3 separate regions of the Mus musculus genome follow, and all the other regions are linked to region 1. A link is a loop called in an ENCODE intact Hi-C map of the cell type or tissue named here. Cell type or tissue: left cerebral cortex. All regions are shown on one strand. Each heading gives the region's core, and the rest is flanking DNA. Links, peaks and the distances in the headings are about the cores only.

Region 1 (5,607 bases), core at 307-5,306:
ATACCACATTCTCAGTGGGGCCTCCCTGTTTATACCTGTCGCTTCACTGCCTAGAATCATACCTAGCATATAGCAAATATTCAATAAAAATGTTTATAAGGACAAATGAGTGTGAATGTTGAAGAGATGGCAGAAAAGTAAAAGTAAGAAATACTGATTTTAGTCCTTGGGGTATGTTCTTATGTCATTACCGATCAAATTATTGATTGTCAATGTTTAGAAAATAGAAAATAAATTAAACTGCAAAGATTAGCTACTACCTTATCAAGGTATGCTCCGATATGTGTTGGCTGAATCAATGATAATCTCTTAACAGACTGAATGAAATTATCAGAACATAGAGATAGTGGGGAGGGGAGGAAAGAGAGAGGCTGGGGTGGGGAGAGGAGGAGAGAGGGAAAAGAGATTAGTGTCATCCCAAACTTAGATAAGCCTTTGTAGTGTAGTTGAGCTTATCAACCATTAACTGACTGAGCTGTTACATAAGCATTGCATTTTAACCAAGAGACCACTAGAGGGAGCGCAAGGTTAAGCAAGAATGTTCTCTAAATGAAATTCTCTTACCTTCATTCGCTTTTCTAGTTATTGGTCCAATTGTCATCTAAACTCTTCCATCAGTTCAGAGCGTTCTCCTGAACTGACTTCTTTCGTGTGTCTTTAATAAATATTTGTGATTTGAATGGAAGGATGGATGTTTAGAATCAACATATTGTCACCTTGACATCTGTTTTACTAGGTAACTGTGGCCCGCTGATTTCCCTTGAGAAATCACCCTTCAGAGTTTATAAACTACTAATAAATATTATATTCATGGTACTTTGTTCTTAAAGAATCATTAGGCAAGAAGAGCAAGAGTCATGGAGTCTGTTGCTTTACTCTTGTAAAGGCTAGTGTCAGACCACAGGATAAGTTGGGTGGCTGCTTGGGCTGCCTGTGTTCTTCTCCGCCTCCGCCTCCTCCCACACTCCACTTCCTGGGCCAGTGACAGCTGATAAAGGTCCTATTTCCTGAGCTTGTTTGATACCATGGAAATCATTAGCTCTACTTCTGCACACAGAGATTGCATTACTGTCTGCAATGTGCTTTAGGGCTCTCAAGTTGTTTGGGATGAGCAAAGTTTAGCAGACAGCTTTATTGTCTTCGTAATCATTGACCCTGCTGACATTCGCTGAAGGGATCTTAGGTCTGGATTCGGAACTATCTGTGCTGGCTTCCTGAGGAATGTGGACTCCTTGACCTGTTGTCATGTCATGGTTAAAGTCTTTTACTGCCCTTAATCTAGGCCTCTGAGTTGGACCCTCAGTTTAGGGATTTTTTTCATTAATAGAATAATTTCAAATAACCTAGAAATAGGATTTTCTAATAAACTTTACTTACTAGAAAAAATGTGAAGGTATTTAAACATGGGCACCTCGTAGAGCGTTCCTATACCCCGCACAGTTTTCTCTGCATTCAGTATCTCACACGAGCATGGTACACTTGTGACCGTTAAGGAATCAATGCTGGCGCACAGTTGTTACCTGCACTCCACAGTCTATTCAGACAGCAGCTAAGTTTTCCTTTGGGTTCCTTTTCTTTCAGTACTAGGATCCCAACCAGGCCGCCATACATTTACTCATGATGTCTGCCCAGGTTCCTCTTGGCTTTTGAAGCTTCTAAAACTTTCCTTGTTTTTCATGATTTTCAGTTTTCAAGAGTACTGCTCATATTATTCAATATAGTATTATTTTAGGTTATTTTATCTATTTTCTAATCTGTTTCGTGGTATCTTTTCAAAGGAGCCGGATGACAGCCAAGTCTTCTTTTTTTGGTTCTTAGCACCTCTTTGGCTTTAGTTTAATTTTTCCTCTGGCATCTATTTTAACATTAATTCCAAATAGTTCCTGGAGCTGCTCCTTGCTAAAGGAGGGGGGACTAGCCTTCCATTCGTGATCTCTTGGAGAAAGCCTTTCTGTTCTCCACAGTCAGCCAGCTCATGCTGTCATCGCCTTGTCTCAGGAAAGTCAAGTGGGGATTGTAGATCCAGATTCAAAGTCCGTATCTGTACCTGACTGATTTCTTTTCTCCTTTTTCTAATGTCTGAAATAGTAAGAATTCTCATTCTCAATTTCTGTTTAACTGGAAGAAGAGCCCAGAACTCTGGTGCAAGGAGCAGATGGTGGCACCCAGAGAAGCACTGGCCCCGGCTTTCCAGCATGTACTTGTTCTGCAGCCTGGCTTTCCAGATTTCCATATTTTGGTCATTATCACCAAGTAAAAGTCACCCCCCCCCCGCCGCCATGTCCTCAAATTTTAATCTAATTATGCACACAATTCTTACACAGTTGATACTACTGACTTACTTGGGATGCCAGCAAGCTACATTTACTTCCTAGCTGTCCTTTGTTACAATTCCACAAACCTTTATTTTCTGTGCCTTTTAAGAATTAAGGGATATGGCTCTTTAAATTGTTCTAGAAACTAGGGAAAAATCTAAGTAAGGCATAAATTGAGATCAGTTTAAAACTGGTCTTGTCTGATATACCTTAATGGCATGACAATAATAAAAATATGAATTTATTTTACAAAATTCAGGTTTTTAATTTTTATGTGTATTCATCTTTTGCCTGCATGTATCTAGGCAACATGTACATGCAGTACCTGCAGAGACCAGAAGAGGGCGGGAGATCATCTCCTACCCGCTTCCAGGACTAGAGGTACAGACTATTGTGAGCCACTCAAAATTGAACCTGAGTCTTCTGGAAAAGCAGTCAGTGCTCTTAAACTCTGAGCCATCTCTCCAGCTCCCCACAAAGCCAAATTTTATCTTCTGGTAATATAGGATGTATTGTAGACAGGTTAGAGCGTATACTACATGAAGGAATGCTGTGGGGCAGCACATGGCTCTCTCCAGCATCCTTTTTGTAAGAGATGATGACGGTTTCATGTAAGCCAGTGGTTCTCACTAATGTTATGGCTGGGGTCACCACAACATGAGGAACTGTATTAAAGGGTTGTAGCATTAGGAAGGTTGAAGCTGCACTGATCTAAGCAGTATCATGGAGGTTGCTAAATTCTTATTATTAATATCCTGACCAGGACTCCCCTGCAGTAAATTTTCTACAAGATATATTTATATTCATAAAGAAGGTAACATCATTTAACTTCAAAGATTTCTGTTTGCCCTCAAAAGCAAAGAAATTTTACGATAAGCATTATCAAAATTTAGTAAAAACATTCTAAGAAATGCATGTTAATTACATGAATTATGACATAAATTGTTGAGATTCAACTCCCAAGAAATAAAATTATTGAGAGCAATGGTATAAATTATGAACAATTCTGAGTGCCCAGGGAAATAAAGGATCTTTGCCTCTTACTGGGCACAACTTGGAATAGGCTCAATATTGAAGGCGGCTCACTGAGACTGAACGATTTATCTGAGTTATGCCCTCGATCGCATTTTTGTTTCTGATTTAAAATCAGTTTTCTTCTAGGCATTATCTATAGCTAGTTAACTCAGGCAGTTACAATACATTCCAAGTAGGGCCCAAAGCGTGATTTTTTGACCTTGTATAAACCCATTAGTTTTCATATGCTCAAATGGTACTACTGGCCACACCATTTTTCTTTTTTTGAGCTAGCCATCTCTTCAAAACTATATCCTCTGTCTCAGAGAAGACCAAACTGGTGGCTGGAGATCGATACATGTAAGTCTCTCCTAAAGCAGTGTGTCGAGGGAGCAGCTGGAAACCCCTTTTCTCCCAGTGCTGCACCAGTCATGTCCTTTCCGCTGCTTTGCCTCACTGTGTTGTACGAGTACCCGGAAATACAGAGCTATGTCTGTTCCCTCCCCTGTTTTATATTCTATTAGCTCAGGGAAGATTTTCATTCCATTGAGCACCAGACTGTGGGGTATATTTTTGGAAGCAAGTGTAGGTGTACCAGAGCCAAAAAAGGTTGGGAACAACTGTAGACAAACTGATCTCACTGTTCCTAGAGCTGCCAATTCTAGGCATGGAGCCCTTAAAGTGGACTATAAATGTCGAGTGGGTGGTTAAAAGAAAATCCATTATGTGGGCCTAATTTCTGATTTCCCATAATCAGGTGCCTGTGTTTTGTGTACATGCATATTTTGTGTGGAGAGAAGCAGGTGTGCATAGAACTGATTTATTTAGCTATATTAAATCAGAATTTGAGTCTCATTGAAAGAAAAATATGAAGTGTATAATTAGAATAGGTAATACTTTTTACTTTTATAAATGCATTTTAGATATATTGTGCTAACATTCCTATTGAAGGCAGTAGGTTAGACTAGCAATTTTGCGGTAGAAAAGAAACTAAAGCAAAGAGACTTGGGTTCTTGGTTCCTATCCCAGTTTCTATCTTACGTTTATAGAACATATACATCTCTAAAGCTTGTTGGACAGAAATGTGAAATAAAGTAAAAGAAGGAGTTCTGGTTTTTCCTTCGCCTTTGGGAGAGGAAACAATCAGTTGTAAATACTAAAGGTTGATCTGTAAAAGCCATCGAGTCTGAGTCAGTTCTCACAAGTGCTGTGCATTTGACAGCCACGTGAATGGGGCTGCAGGAGTCGTGAAGAGGTATAGGAAAGAGCCCAGAGAAAAATAGCATAGGAACGTTTGGACATTAGACACGGAAATGGTGGGATGAATATGTGTGTGTGTGTGTGTGTGTGTGTGTGTGTTTGTGTGTGTGTGTGTGTGTATGTGTGTGTGTATGTATGTGTGTATTGTGTGTTTATGTGTGTGTGTGTGTCTGTGTATATGTGTGTGTGTATCTGTATTTGTGTATGTGTGTGTGTGCATGTGTATGTGTGTGTGATATGTTAACCAGCCCTACCTTACAGTAATGGATTCACTTATTCTTCCTTTTCTAGATCCTTGGAGGGCGGAGGGGGACGGTGTGGTGAGGGTGAGACAGGCTCTCACTATGTAGTCCTGGCTGTCCTGGAACTTGCTGTGTAGACCAGGCTGGCCTCAAACTCAGAAATCCACCTGTCTCTGCCTCCCAAGTGCTGGGATTAAAGGGGTGACAGCACACAAAAGACCTGCGCAGTTTAAACTGGATAAAGTGCCAGCACTGTAAAGGGCAAGTGAGCACAGTGTCCCACCACTCGCCAAGAAGCTATATGCAATTGATGTCTTCTGGGAGCTGTAAACCAGTTTTCTCCAATGGAGTGTCATTAGGCATATCAACCACACTCCAGAACAGACCCAGGAATAGTTGGCCAACCCAAAATGGACTCTGTGTGTGTGTGTGTGTGTGTGTGTGTGTGTGTGTGTGTGTGCGCGCGCACATGCATATGTTCTGGTATATTTTTGTCTTACTGAGTTGGTTATTTTGATTTTCAGGTTTTTGTTTTGTTTGTTTTATGGCTGTTACATGCCTTACCTTGCGGAAAATATTTATTACGCACGAAGCAGTAATCAGTATCTGTGTATAAAACAAAATCAGTAAGAGGGCAAGGCTTATCTGGCATAGATGGCATAGGTGCTTTAAGAGAGAAGGCTAATATACTCATTCAGCAGGTAAGAGCATGAAGCTGTATGGGTAGGAGATGGGGAGGATCTGGGAGGAGTTGGGGGAGGAAAAGAATATTGTAT
Region 2 (5,607 bases), core at 241-5,240, 230 kb after region 1:
GTTAGAAGAGCAAATTAAGGACACTTTGCGATCCTAAAAAAAAAAAAAAATCAGAAAGAAAAAAGATCTTCAGGTCATCAAAGCCAACTAAAAAGACACAAGACACAGACAGTGAAATGACTCTGTAACAGTCCTCCCCCCACTCACACCCCCTTTTCCTTAACATCGTACTTTTTCAAACGACAATGTTTTCCAAACAGTATAAACTGAATTGTTGAATGGAAGGAGTGTGTGTGTGGACGGTGGGGGGGGGGGTGTAGGGTGGGAATGGGGGAGGCTTGATTAGAGGACAGTAATCCTGGTGGCCTTCCTGCAAGGGGTGAATGAGGTGAGAGTTTCTACCCACAGGGAACATGCCTTGAAATGAGAAGCCCCAGATATCTTTCAGTGAGGATTGTAAGACACCTTACCAACACAAGAGACGTGCTCTACGTGCAAGATGTTATTCTTGCTAGATGTGAATAATTATATAATCATAATAAAATAACCTGGCATCGTGGCAAGAGGAATCTCTGCGAACTCAGTGGCAATCTTTTCGAACCCGCTGCCTGTTCTTGGCTTTTCCGTGAGCCATGTGAGTTGCATGCATGCACCTAGCCCCACGGTCCGGTAGAACAGCATTTCCCAGCGTCGTCGCATCCTGCCAGCCTCCTTCTGCCCTGGATGACCACAGGACAGAAAGCCTTGAAACCAACCTTGGGCCTTGAGGGAAGCCACCGCTGCCATATGATCTCTCTAAGTGCCCCTGCACAAAATGTAGGGAGTTTAGGGGGTAAGGGACACGCCAACCTCGGCCATTCCACGATGAGAAGACATAGCTCAAAAAGAGCAAACCGGCTCGGAGGAAGCCCTGCAGAAAACTAAGACCCGTGCCTTGCCTACACCGTCCCGTGTGCAAGTCCCTCTTCTGGACCTTTCCCTAAGCCAACAGCTCTTCTCTCTATCCATTGAAGCCCGTCCTGGCGACCCACTTGATTTAGGTCAGAAAACAGACACTAACAGCTCTCCCTCGCCTCGGTAAAATTACTAAGTGGAATTTATTGGGCAAGTCCATGCAGGGTGGTGGGGAGAGCCCACGTCCCAGGTTCGGGCTGTCACTAGTTTTAGAAAAACAAGTATAGGCCAGAGCACTGGGCGAGAAGTGACCATAATCAGAGACCATCAGCCCCACCCCAGTAGCTGCGTCGTGCCCCCAGGGCTGAGGGACAGGAGGGGACGCACGCACTCTGTTCCCTAGCCCGCCCTTTGCTTTCACAAGATCCACGGTGACTGCACCAGCTCGAGCGCCTTTAAAGGGCCACACACGCCAGCCCGCCGCTATAAAATGTTCCCGGCGGCACAGCTGCAGAAGTGCGCTGCCGAGCTGCGGTGAGGAAGCTAGCTCCGCCCGGCTGCTCCTCCCACAACCTATCGGCGCGGGGCTGCTCCTGGCAGAGAGGACCAGACGCGAGGAAGGCACAGCACCCACTCGGGCCCTCCGTAAGTATCCAGTTCAGATTTTGCCACCAACTCGCCCACGAGCCAGGACATGTGCTAATAATGCTCTAAGCTGGTTATAAAGACGTGAAAATTGGGGGGAGAGGGAAAAAAGGGGGGAAAGGGGTCTGTCCTTCCTGGGATTCCTAGCCGAGGCCAGCCTGCTGCTGTGTGCTTGTGCGCCAGGGCTCTACGGGAGGCAGTGGGGGCTTAAGAGCCCGGTCCCCGCGCCGAGAACCAAGCGTGGTGGCTGTGATCGCCACCGCCCCGGAGTCCGGGCGCCGGAGCTGCGGGCCGGCAAGAGCGCGGGTCGGGGCAGCTCGGCGCTGCCCGGTGCGGTGCGGCGGCGCGGCGCGGCGCGGCGGTGCAGGCTTTTCCCAGGCGCCCTGGGGTCGCGTGGCCGCCCGTGCGGCTGGGGACTCTGAAGCGAGTGGCTAGCGGCGGCGGCGGCAGTGTGCGTGCCAAGGGGGCTCGGGGCTAGGTCGCTTCGTCCGTACCTCAGCTCCTGTGAGCTTTCCTCTCCCGGGCAAGCAGCTTCGCGGAGGTAAGCCGGGCCGCCCGGCAGGACGCTGGGCTGGGCAGCAGGGGCCGAGGGCACCGGAGGCGGCCAAGCTGGCCGCGGGGCTGGGGGACTTGTTTGCTGCCGGAGCTGCCGGGCAGAGGGGCGGCAGCCCGGGCCGGCCCGCGGGACGCGGAGCCCACTTGTCCGGAGAAACCCGCAGCACATCCACTCCGGCGCCCGCGCTTTCTCCGGCTCTGCTTCCCCGACTTTGCCAATACCCAGGACTGCATCAGGCCGCTCGGGGGCCGCACAAAGCTCTTGTTTCCTGGGGGGCTGGAAGCGAGAAGGGCTTCTGGCTGAACTCAGCCAAGCTGCGTGCTGCAAGTTGGAACATTCTGGCAACTTGCTTTCCCCACGCAGCACGACCCCCGTGCACACGCCCCTCTCGGGGGAAGCGGCCGCGCGGCGCCCAGCCTCTGCCTCACGGGGAGCCTGATCAGGGGCGGGACAGCTAGTCTGAACCATGCCACTTTTAACGTTGTGACCTTGGGTTAAGTTATCGCACCCACCTCGGCACCTCGAATCTTTGCTAGCCAGCTGCGAGCAGCGGCAGCAGCGGACGCTCCGAGGGCGCTCGGAAGTGTCTGTGAGGCGCGCGAGCCACTGCCGCTGGCGCCAAAGTGCGCCCCCGCGCGCGGAGACGCTGCGGGTCCCCAAAGTCGCGCTGACGCGGAGACCCCGTGCTTCGTCGCCTGTCTGCTTCTGAGCACCTGAGGTAAAGGACGCTTGGAGCCCTCCGGCACTGGTGCTCGCGCCTGGCGTGCCGGGCTCCGTTCGGCCAAGCCCGCCTCGGTGGCTCTCTCCGGGCGCGTCGAGGAGGCCCCGGCGAGCTGTCCGTAAACAAGGGGCCTTTAGTTTTAAGGTGGCGAGTCTAGCTGGGCTGCTTGGAGAGCGTGCAAGCCAAGCCGCAGTGCTGTTTGGACATTTAGATTTCTCAGTAGCAATGGAGGTGGAGTATACCGGTTGGTGCCATTTTAACTTTTGCTCTCGGGACAGGTTCGAGATGACCCCCCCCCACCTGCCGCGCTCTTCCCACCCCACCCCCCTTCTCTTTCCTCTTCTCACCCTCCAACAGCGTTGGCGAAGGCTTTCTCGGAGGGTAGCCAGGCGAGGCCGGGCGGCGGGAGGGAGGCAGGAGACGCGAGCCGCGGAGTCCGCACTTGTTGCGCCGCTTTTTTTTTTTTTTTTTTCCCCGCGGAGCCTCGCCGCTGCTCCGCGGTCACCACTTCGTGGCTCGGAGCAGACCCAGACATCCGTCAACCAAGTTTTTTCCCTCAAATGAACGGAAGGGTGGGGTAGGAGACAGAAACTGGGGTTGTTGGGTGGGGGTGGGGGGTATGCAATCGCCTCTTAGACGGACTCCGGAGCTTCCCGAGGGGTGCGGGCTGGCGCGCCACGAGGGAAATGTTACAAGAGCCTGCCCGGCGAGCCCACACCAGAACACACGCACTTTCCTCATATTTCCCCCGCCCCTTCTTGTTGCTCTTGGGTTTTTTTTTTTTTTCCTTTTTTAGTACACTGGGGTACGAGTAGCGCACGGGAGAAAGAAGATGGATAGGAAGATGAAGCGATGAGGAACTTGAAATAGTGGCAGGGCAGTGCTGGCCCTCCTGACGACGGTGCACCTTAGGCGCCCTTGTCTTGAGATAGATGGCTGAAATATCCTAGGGTTGCCTCTTCAGTCAAGCAGTGGTGCGGAACCCAGCAAGTGCCTCTCCCTTACCCCCACCCCCACCCCACCCCCGTGTTTTCTCTTTTGCTTCCATCCTTTTCCCCCCAGTAGGCTGATATCAAAAGGGGGAAAATAGGGGGATAATGGTAACTTTAGAAGCCAGCACATTCTTAATGACCACTGGGAGTAAGAAGGAGGGTAGAGTCCTAGCAAATTCTAGCCCCTTTGAGAAATGACTGTTGGGGTCCTTAATTTTCCCAGTTTGAGGAGGGTGTTTTGTTTTATCTTGCCCCCCCCCCTCGTTCCCTTATCTCTTTTGCACTTGGGCAAGAGAATCCATCCATGGCTTTAGTAGCCATCTGGGTAAGTTCAGGTATGACGACTTGGCCAATGGTTAGAAGAGGCCTGTGGCATAGGACTACTAGATGATGCTCTCCAAACTGCTGCTGTTGCTTCCCTGCTAAAACCCAGAGGATTTTCCCTCCAGGAAGAATCCTTTCTTCTCTCAGCCACACATGGGTGTGGCCTGGTTCTGGGTTCTGGGACACTTGTCCTAGGAAAGCCCAATCTAAGAATTGTCTTGTAGAAGCTTGAGATATGGAGGAACTGGGCTATCCCAGTTATGCTATGGGGTTCCTGCTGCCTTGGGGTCTCCAGAACACCCTGATCTTCTGTCTTTTTGTAGGCATGGCCCAAGACAGGGCTTTGGAGACTTACTACATCTTCCTTCTTCTAAATTCTCATTTTTTCCCAGTCCCACTGAAGACCTGGATGCTAGTGGTCCATTGCCATGGTATACTGCTTTCTCAGGAACATGCCTGCTCTCAGAACCAGAAACAAACAGTGTCACCCCTACCTCTGGACTCTGAAATAACCTGGATGAGGAAATGTCCATGTGTCCTCTCTTGGCATTGTGGGTCACTGTTAGACCCTGGCTGAATAGAACATGCCCCTGGCCCAGGACAGAGTGAAAGCTGTCTCTGCTCTTGGGCCCAGGTGCTCTCTGTTTTGAGTTTAACTCTATCAGCATCCTTGTGTAGCTGAATGGATTCACCCCGACTTGGAATTTTCTAGTTCTCCCTTCACCTTTATTATTTCTTCTCTTTTACTTGCAGACCAACAGGCCCAGCTGGCGGCATCAACTGCCACCGATTTATCGGACTTCTGCCCAGGCTCTGAAATGCCAACTATGTCGAGGCCTGCACTTGATGTCAAGGGTGGCACCACCTCTGGGAAGGAGGTGAGTTTTATCATTTTACAGATGGAGATACTAAGGCATGGAAAGATGGACTTTAGGGAAGGAGGTCACGCACCTGGCCTTCCTAGGTGTGGCCTATAGCCGCACTGCTTGACCAGAGAAGATACAGCAGGGCTTCGTCTGGGGAAAATGAGAATAACTTGTTCAAAAGTGGTTGAATCAAACTCACTAGGGGTGTTGAAAGAGACAGCAGGAAATGGGTCAAAGAAGCAGAATTGGAACAAGACCACTGTGATAAAGTGATTATAGTGAGGCTGAGAAGAGAGAAAACGGGGTGCCCTTTTTAGACAGGGGAGCACATGGAGTAGCAGGGGAGGGAGGCCCACTTCCAGTAATGTGGTCTCCAGTGCTACAGCTAAGGTCTAAACTTAGGAATCAGAACCACAATAGCAAAAGAAACCTAACTGTCCAGGGCTCTTCCTACCACCTACCCACTAACTCCAAATATAGAGCATTCAGGAGCATTCCAGATCCCCGTGAATTCCAAAGGAAAAGTCAGGAGGATGGCTACTATGGTATGCCTTTCTGTCTTCTAGGATGCCAACCAGGAGATGAACTCTCTGGCCTACTCCAACCTTGGAGTGAAGGATCGCAAGGCAGTGACTGTCCTGCACTACCCCGGGGTCACCGCAAATGGAG
Region 3 (5,607 bases), core at 241-5,240, 410 kb after region 1:
GTTTTACATGTAGCCCAGGCTGGCTTCAGAACTCAAGATCCTCCTGCCTCAGTCTCTTGAGTGCTGGAGTTACATACAGGCTTGTGCCGCCATACCTGGCCGCAAGAACTCACGATTGATGTTTTCTAGGTCTGGTTCCACTGTGGGTGGGGTCAGGTCTAGGGAGGCTAAAAGTCAGGAAACCGAAGGTGGTGGCATAGAAGACAGCCAAGTTCATGGACACATGATGACGGAAGTATGTGTAAGATGTGAACGGGCCTGACCAAAGCCATGGCTTAGATGACATGCAGAAAGTGAGAGGTCAGAATGGACATTCCAGGCTCTGTGTGCTCTGAATCTGGTGCTGAGGCTGCTCTCAGGGCTGATTCTCTGCAGCAATGTCTGCGCTCTCTGCTCCGATTCCCTCTTCAGAAGCCCTTCCAGGTGCTCTTAAGTCTCAGGGCAGATACCCAAAGAGCACTCTTCCCTTTGAACTGTGGCCCCTGGGCATGTTGGAAAAGTTTTTCTTTGTCTGGAGGTGGAGGTCTGCCTCTCTCTGAGTTTCTGCTTCCTGGTCCTAATTCTACCTTTGCTAAACTAGCACATTCACTCCCCTCCCCCTCTTGCATGGTAGCTCTTCCTTGTTGGACACAGGGCTCATGATTATCTCTTAGCATCTTGCTTCTCTAAGGTCACTACTGCCCTTTTCGGGGAGCTGGGGGTTTCCACTGTATCCCCCTTGGGAGGCCCATCAGATGTTTTCTGTTCTGCACTGGGATTAATATATGCTGGCACGGAGATATAAGAACTGACAAGATATTTTGTACATTTCGTATCCATTGGGCACCTCCTGGGGGAATTCAGCCCTGTGTCCAGTGTCTCTGAAAAACTCAAGTAGTAAGAGAAACTCAAAGGTACAAGAGATGGCTTTTTTTTTTTTTTTGTGGTGCTGGACATAGAAGCTTGGGCCTTGCACATGCTACCACTAAGCTACATCCTCAGCTTGGAGAGATATATGGAGGAGCTCATTGTGGTTGGGAGGTTATTACAAGAGCAGAGTGTGTGAAGTCCAGGTAAGGAGAAACCCCTTTGTTTTCTGGTGCCAGCATCCCAAGGCATGGGCTATATAACAGGAGGGCTGGAAGGAATGTGGGTCCCCATTGAGGGAGTCTCCCATTTCCTTCTCCGTGAATTGCTTGACCACTACCCTGTCTCAGCCTGTATCCTTTCTCCCTTTATGGACTACTGAACCAAAAAGGGAGGGAGGAAGGGAGCAACAGCACTGGAAACAGAATGTTAGCATCATCAGTCTGGAAGGTGAAAAGAGAGATGGTTTGGAACTGTTTTCTTTTCTTTTGCTGCTCCCCATTTCTTCTTTGCCTCCCTCCTGCTGCGCAGCTGCCTCTAAGGCAGCCCCCCACCCTCGCAGTACCTTGCAACAGGCTCTGGAGATTGAGCTGCGCCTCGCGAAGCAGTTCCTCTACACTCGGGGGCCTGCCCGAGGAGAGGAACACGTTCACTGGCTGTCGCCATGACGACCTCGAGTGGGCAGTCGCTGTCGCATTTTCCCGACCCGAGTTAGCTGCAGCTAGGGAAGGAGAGAGTGAGTGAGAGCGCAGCCGCGGGAGCCAGTGGGCTCCCTCGGTTCCCGAAGGCCCGCCCCTGCGGGGGGCGCGCGTAGCTGAGCTTAAAAGGCGAGAGGGATCGCTGTCTGCAAGATTTTTCCTCGACAGATCCTGCCGCAGTCCCTTCCCTCCTACTCTGCCTGCCTCTGTTGGCGTCACCTCTGCCAGCGTCTCGTCTGTCTCCTGCGCCTGCCGCCTCCAGGTCCCGAGCTGCTGCCTGCTCTCTCTCCGACCCCTGCCACGAGGTAACGCGTCCCGGACCGAGCCCCTGTGGGTGTGGCCCGGGCTCGCTTGCGCCGGGTCGCCCTGTCGCCGCACGTTGGTCTCCTCCCACGCCCACCTCCTCATTTCTGCCTCCTCCTGCACTCCCCATAACTCCCTACCCCCAAGTGCCCAGCACTCAAAGCCCCAGGAACTTGTCACAATGTCTGAAGCGGCGGGAAATCTCAATAGCCTCCGCTTGGCGAATGTGGCCCTGCGAGAGGAGTTAAATGCCCTTCGAGGAGAGAATGTCCAGCTGGGCCTGCAGCTCGGAAGAGCCTTGGCCGAGGTTAATTCCTTGCGGGGCAATGTCTCGAGCTACATCCGCTGGCCCATGCCCATAGTACCGGTCCTTGCCGAGGAGAACTTTGAGTTCCTGCTCAATGAGACTGATCCCACTCCTGAGGAGGAGGAAGAGGAGGAGGAGGAGGTGCCTTTCCTGTGCTGGCCTCCTCCACGCACAGATCCCGAGTACGTCTCAGATGATCTTTTGATTAATGTGGTCCAGGACTATACCAACCCCGACGGGTCCAGTGACCCTCCTCTGTCACCCAGCCCGTCCCAGCCGGAACTGCACTCCCCCATGTTAAAGGAGCCAACCTTTGAGTTCCTTTTGCCACCGCTGGAGCGGCCAGACATAGAACCCTTTTCAGGCGACCCAGTGTACCTGGCTGAATTTCTGATGCAGCTAGAGACTTTCATAGCAGATCACGAGGATCACTTCCCTGGGGGCGCGGAACGGGTGGCATTTCTCATCTCCTTTTTCACAGGGGAAGCGAGAGACTGGGCTATCTCAGTCACTCAGGAAGGAAGCTCCTTGCATGCCAACTTCCCGCGCTTCCTGGATGAAATCCGTAAGGAATTCTGTGGCCCCATCCCCTCACGCGTGGCTAAAAAGGCCATACGCAAGCTCAAGCAGGGAAACTGTACCCTGGGCAGCTATGCAGATGCTTTTCAGTTCTTGGCCCAGTTCTTGTCTTGGGATGACTGTCGCCTCCAAAACCAATTTCTCAAAGGCTTGTCAGAAATTTTTCGAAAGGAACTCTTATGGTCAACTGAAGTGGCCGACCTGGATGAGCTGATTCTTGAGTGTGTCAAGATAGAAAGGAAAGTGCGTGTCCCCAAGACAGCCTCGCTCACTGGAGTTCAAAATAGCTGCTGCCCCTTTGCACTAATTCCTAATGAGGATGAAAATGAAGGTGTGGAGTTCTACAGTGAAAATGAGGGTGAGGGTGAAGAGGCAGGCGGGTACAGGCTTTATCTGAAGGATCAGAGGCAGCACATGACAGCTTTCCCACAAGAGATGAGGGAGGAAGAGGAGGAGATGAGGAAAGAGGAAGACGAGATGGAGGATGAGGAGGATGAGGACGAGGATGAGGATTATGAATTTGAGGAGGAGGATGAAGACGACGACGACGAGGAGGAAGAGGAGGAGGAAGAGGAGGAGGAAGACAAGGAGGAGGAGATGAAGAATGAGGATAGCGATGAGAATAAGTATGAAGAAGAAGATGAAGTTATCGTTAGGGTCCTGGAGCCAGAGCAGGAGCAAGAGAGGGAGGAGATAGAGCACGAGCATGTGTATGTGCACGAGCACATACACGCCCATGTGCACACACTTGCTGCCCACCACCACGGCCTACATGGAGAGCTCATGGTGATGGACGAACCTGTCCTTGTTGACACGTCAACCCAGACCATTAGCTCCGCCATAGGCTACCATGCTGAAAATTACCTGGGGGTATCCCCTTCTGTAATGCATTCTAGCAGACAGAGGAGCCAGAATCGAGTCCCACTTCTGGAGGGCCTTCCCGGGACCAATTCATCCTTCTACAGCCCGCCACCACTGATGCGCCATGCAGGTCGCTTGGGGCAACGCCAAATGCGAAGATGTCCCTCAGTGCTCTTCTGCCTCACTCCTAGGCAGGGGGGCCACCGAGCTACTCAAGGTCGAATTCGAGTGTGAACACTGGGGGTGAGTTGGCCACGGGGAACACACCCTTCCCCTGCTTCCCTTGCCTCTGCTATTGCTGCTGTACGTGCCCCATCTACTGACCAGTCCGTACGAAAGCCCCAGACTGGAGGAAGACCCCAAAGAAGACCTGCAGAATTCCAGATTGTTTCGCAACCACAACCAGAAGAGTGAAAAGTGCCCAACCAGGGCCATCCAGGAAAGGAGAGGTCAGGACTCAACAGTCCTCTTGCTGTGTACTCGGCTCAGTCCTCGCACAAAGTTGCAAAGCAAGTCTCTTGGCCTGTTCTTGTAAATGGCACTGGTCACCTTTGTCTCCAACTCTAGTTGTCCCCAATCTTCGCCTCTCCTGTGCTTCTTTGCCCTGTGTTCTACAGTGTTATCCTGACTTTACCCCAATGCCTGAGTGATCTGCCCCAACCAATGATCTAAAGGCATTAGATCTAAACTCTTAATGCTCTGAGGCCACTTACTAGACAACGAGCAGGATGACACCAAGAAATATGTACTCGCCATATTTCCAGCAGAAGGGCCTGAAAGGGGAACCTACACCTAGAGCAGCGAGAACCTGCAAAGCCATGAGTGCAATGGACAACTTGACTGAGGTTTACTCTCTTTGGGGGCGGGAGGGGGGATGGCGGGCAAACAGACCTCACTTTGAGTGCTGGGGTTTACCTTCCCCTCAGACTCCTGCCTCAGGACCTCTGCACAGACTTTGGCTAATTCGGCCTTCATGTTGCCTACAGGACTGGCATTAGGGGGAGGAGGAGGCAGAGGTGGCTGGAGCACCATAGTTCAGTTTGACATCCTAAGGAGTGAATCTTGCTTTAGGAACAGGGCCCTCTTCTGGCTAGGCTTTAAGACTGCAGTCCCAGCCAGAGGCCTCTGAGGAGACTGTGTCCTCTAGGTTGTGGGGGTAGCCCTGCTGGCCCACTCTTTAAGCCCCTCTGACTCTAAGGAGTCCTTAGAACTGAAAGGAGAAAACAGGGCTGGCTCTGCAGAGACTGGACTCATTGCAGCATTGCTGGCCAACACCCCTATGGTTCTCACGTGAGGGGCAAACCTCTCCTAGGCCTGTTGTTGAACTTCAGTTAACCAGTGTGGCTTAAGAGGCGACTGCCTCCTGCACACTCCTGGGGCTTCTTGGGCACCAACTCAGGTGCCCCTAGTCAAAGACCTGCTGTTCACTTTTGGGTCCAGGAAAATACTGCTGCTGCAGTGGGAAGTACACATGTATTATGTCCATTCTGGCCACAAAATGGCAGCCTGGTTCACTGCTGGCCCAAGTTGTTCCTGGACATTGAACTTGCTGCACGGTGCCTAGCAGCTGGGCAAAGTGGAGCCCAAGTTGTCCGTGGTCAGCAGGAAGAAAGCAGCAAATGGTGTCTCTTCCTCATTGGAGTCTGAAGATGAGAACCCAGCCCTAGAGTTTGAACTTAAGACCAGAGAAGGAACTTGAGGAAGAGGAGTCCTAGACAGACCTAGTCCTCAGACTGGTTAACGGTGAGCTCTCTATTCATCAGCAAGAGGTAAGGGGCCTTTTTGTTTAGCACTTCCATTTCTTGCCTGAAGATCAGTCGAATTGGGTTCCTATAGCCTGCGGCTACCTTTTACCATGGTTTCCTCCAAAGAGAGAAGTTAACGTATAGTCATTATGGGAAATATGGGAAGTAGTGAATGCCATAAGGACAAAATAGCTTCCTCCCGACCATTCAGAACCTCGCCACACAGAGGCAGCATTTCTTTCTTTCTTCAAGGTGAGGTCATCCTGCT

The links. Hi-C counts contacts between places; a loop is a spot of excess contacts. Peaks named below come from ENCODE experiments on the same cell type or tissue, not always from the same donor. Only the 100,000 strongest peaks of a DNase experiment are listed, where the experiment ranks them.
Region 2: a loop joins it to region 1, with 9 times the contacts of the local background. A loop is called at or near these places in 9 of 42 quality-filtered maps.
Region 3: it touches region 1 in a loop (5-fold over the local background); 3 of 42 quality-filtered maps call a loop at or near these places.

What each region holds. Positions count from the first base shown.
Region 1 is chrX:102,474,040-102,479,646 of GRCm38, reverse strand. All of the region lies in intron 4 of Hdac8 (histone deacetylase 8), which reads left to right. It overlaps Gm32262 (a long non-coding RNA gene), which reads right to left. Exons shown (of 14, transcript XR_003953070.1): 10 at 1-5,607. Among named protein-coding and RNA genes, the nearest start is that of Hdac8, 28 kb to the left of the region's middle. In left cerebral cortex, for the core only: CTCF peaks have their summits at 512 (motif pointing right) and 2,642 (motif pointing right); DNase peaks (open chromatin) are centred at 512, 2,663, 3,923 and 4,470.
Region 2 is chrX:102,247,906-102,253,512 of GRCm38, reverse strand. It overlaps Cited1 (Cbp/p300-interacting transactivator with Glu/Asp-rich carboxy-terminal domain 1), which reads left to right and starts at 1,332. Exons shown (of 3, transcript NM_001276466.1): 1 at 1,332-1,479; 2 at 4,826-4,950; 3 at 5,505-5,607. The coding sequence starts at 4,891. Gm14858 (predicted gene 14858) reads right to left here and starts at 862. Exons shown (of 3, transcript NR_040285.1): 1 at 489-862; 2 at 1-33. In left cerebral cortex, for the core only: no CTCF peak of the experiment used is centred there; DNase peaks (open chromatin) are centred at 1,045, 1,406, 2,301 and 2,750; H3K4me3 peaks cover 2,539 bases.
Region 3 is chrX:102,067,284-102,072,890 of GRCm38, reverse strand. Nhsl2 (NHS-like 2) reads right to left here. Exons shown (of 8, transcript NM_001163610.1): 2 at 1,412-1,567. It overlaps Rtl5 (retrotransposon Gag like 5), which reads left to right and starts at 1,584. Exons shown (of 2, transcript NM_001278534.1): 1 at 1,584-5,337. The coding sequence starts at 2,029. The coding sequence ends at 3,828. In left cerebral cortex, for the core only: a CTCF peak has its summit at 4,714 (motif pointing left); DNase peaks (open chromatin) are centred at 1,564 and 2,514; H3K4me3 peaks cover 1,789 bases; H3K27ac peaks cover 1,298 bases.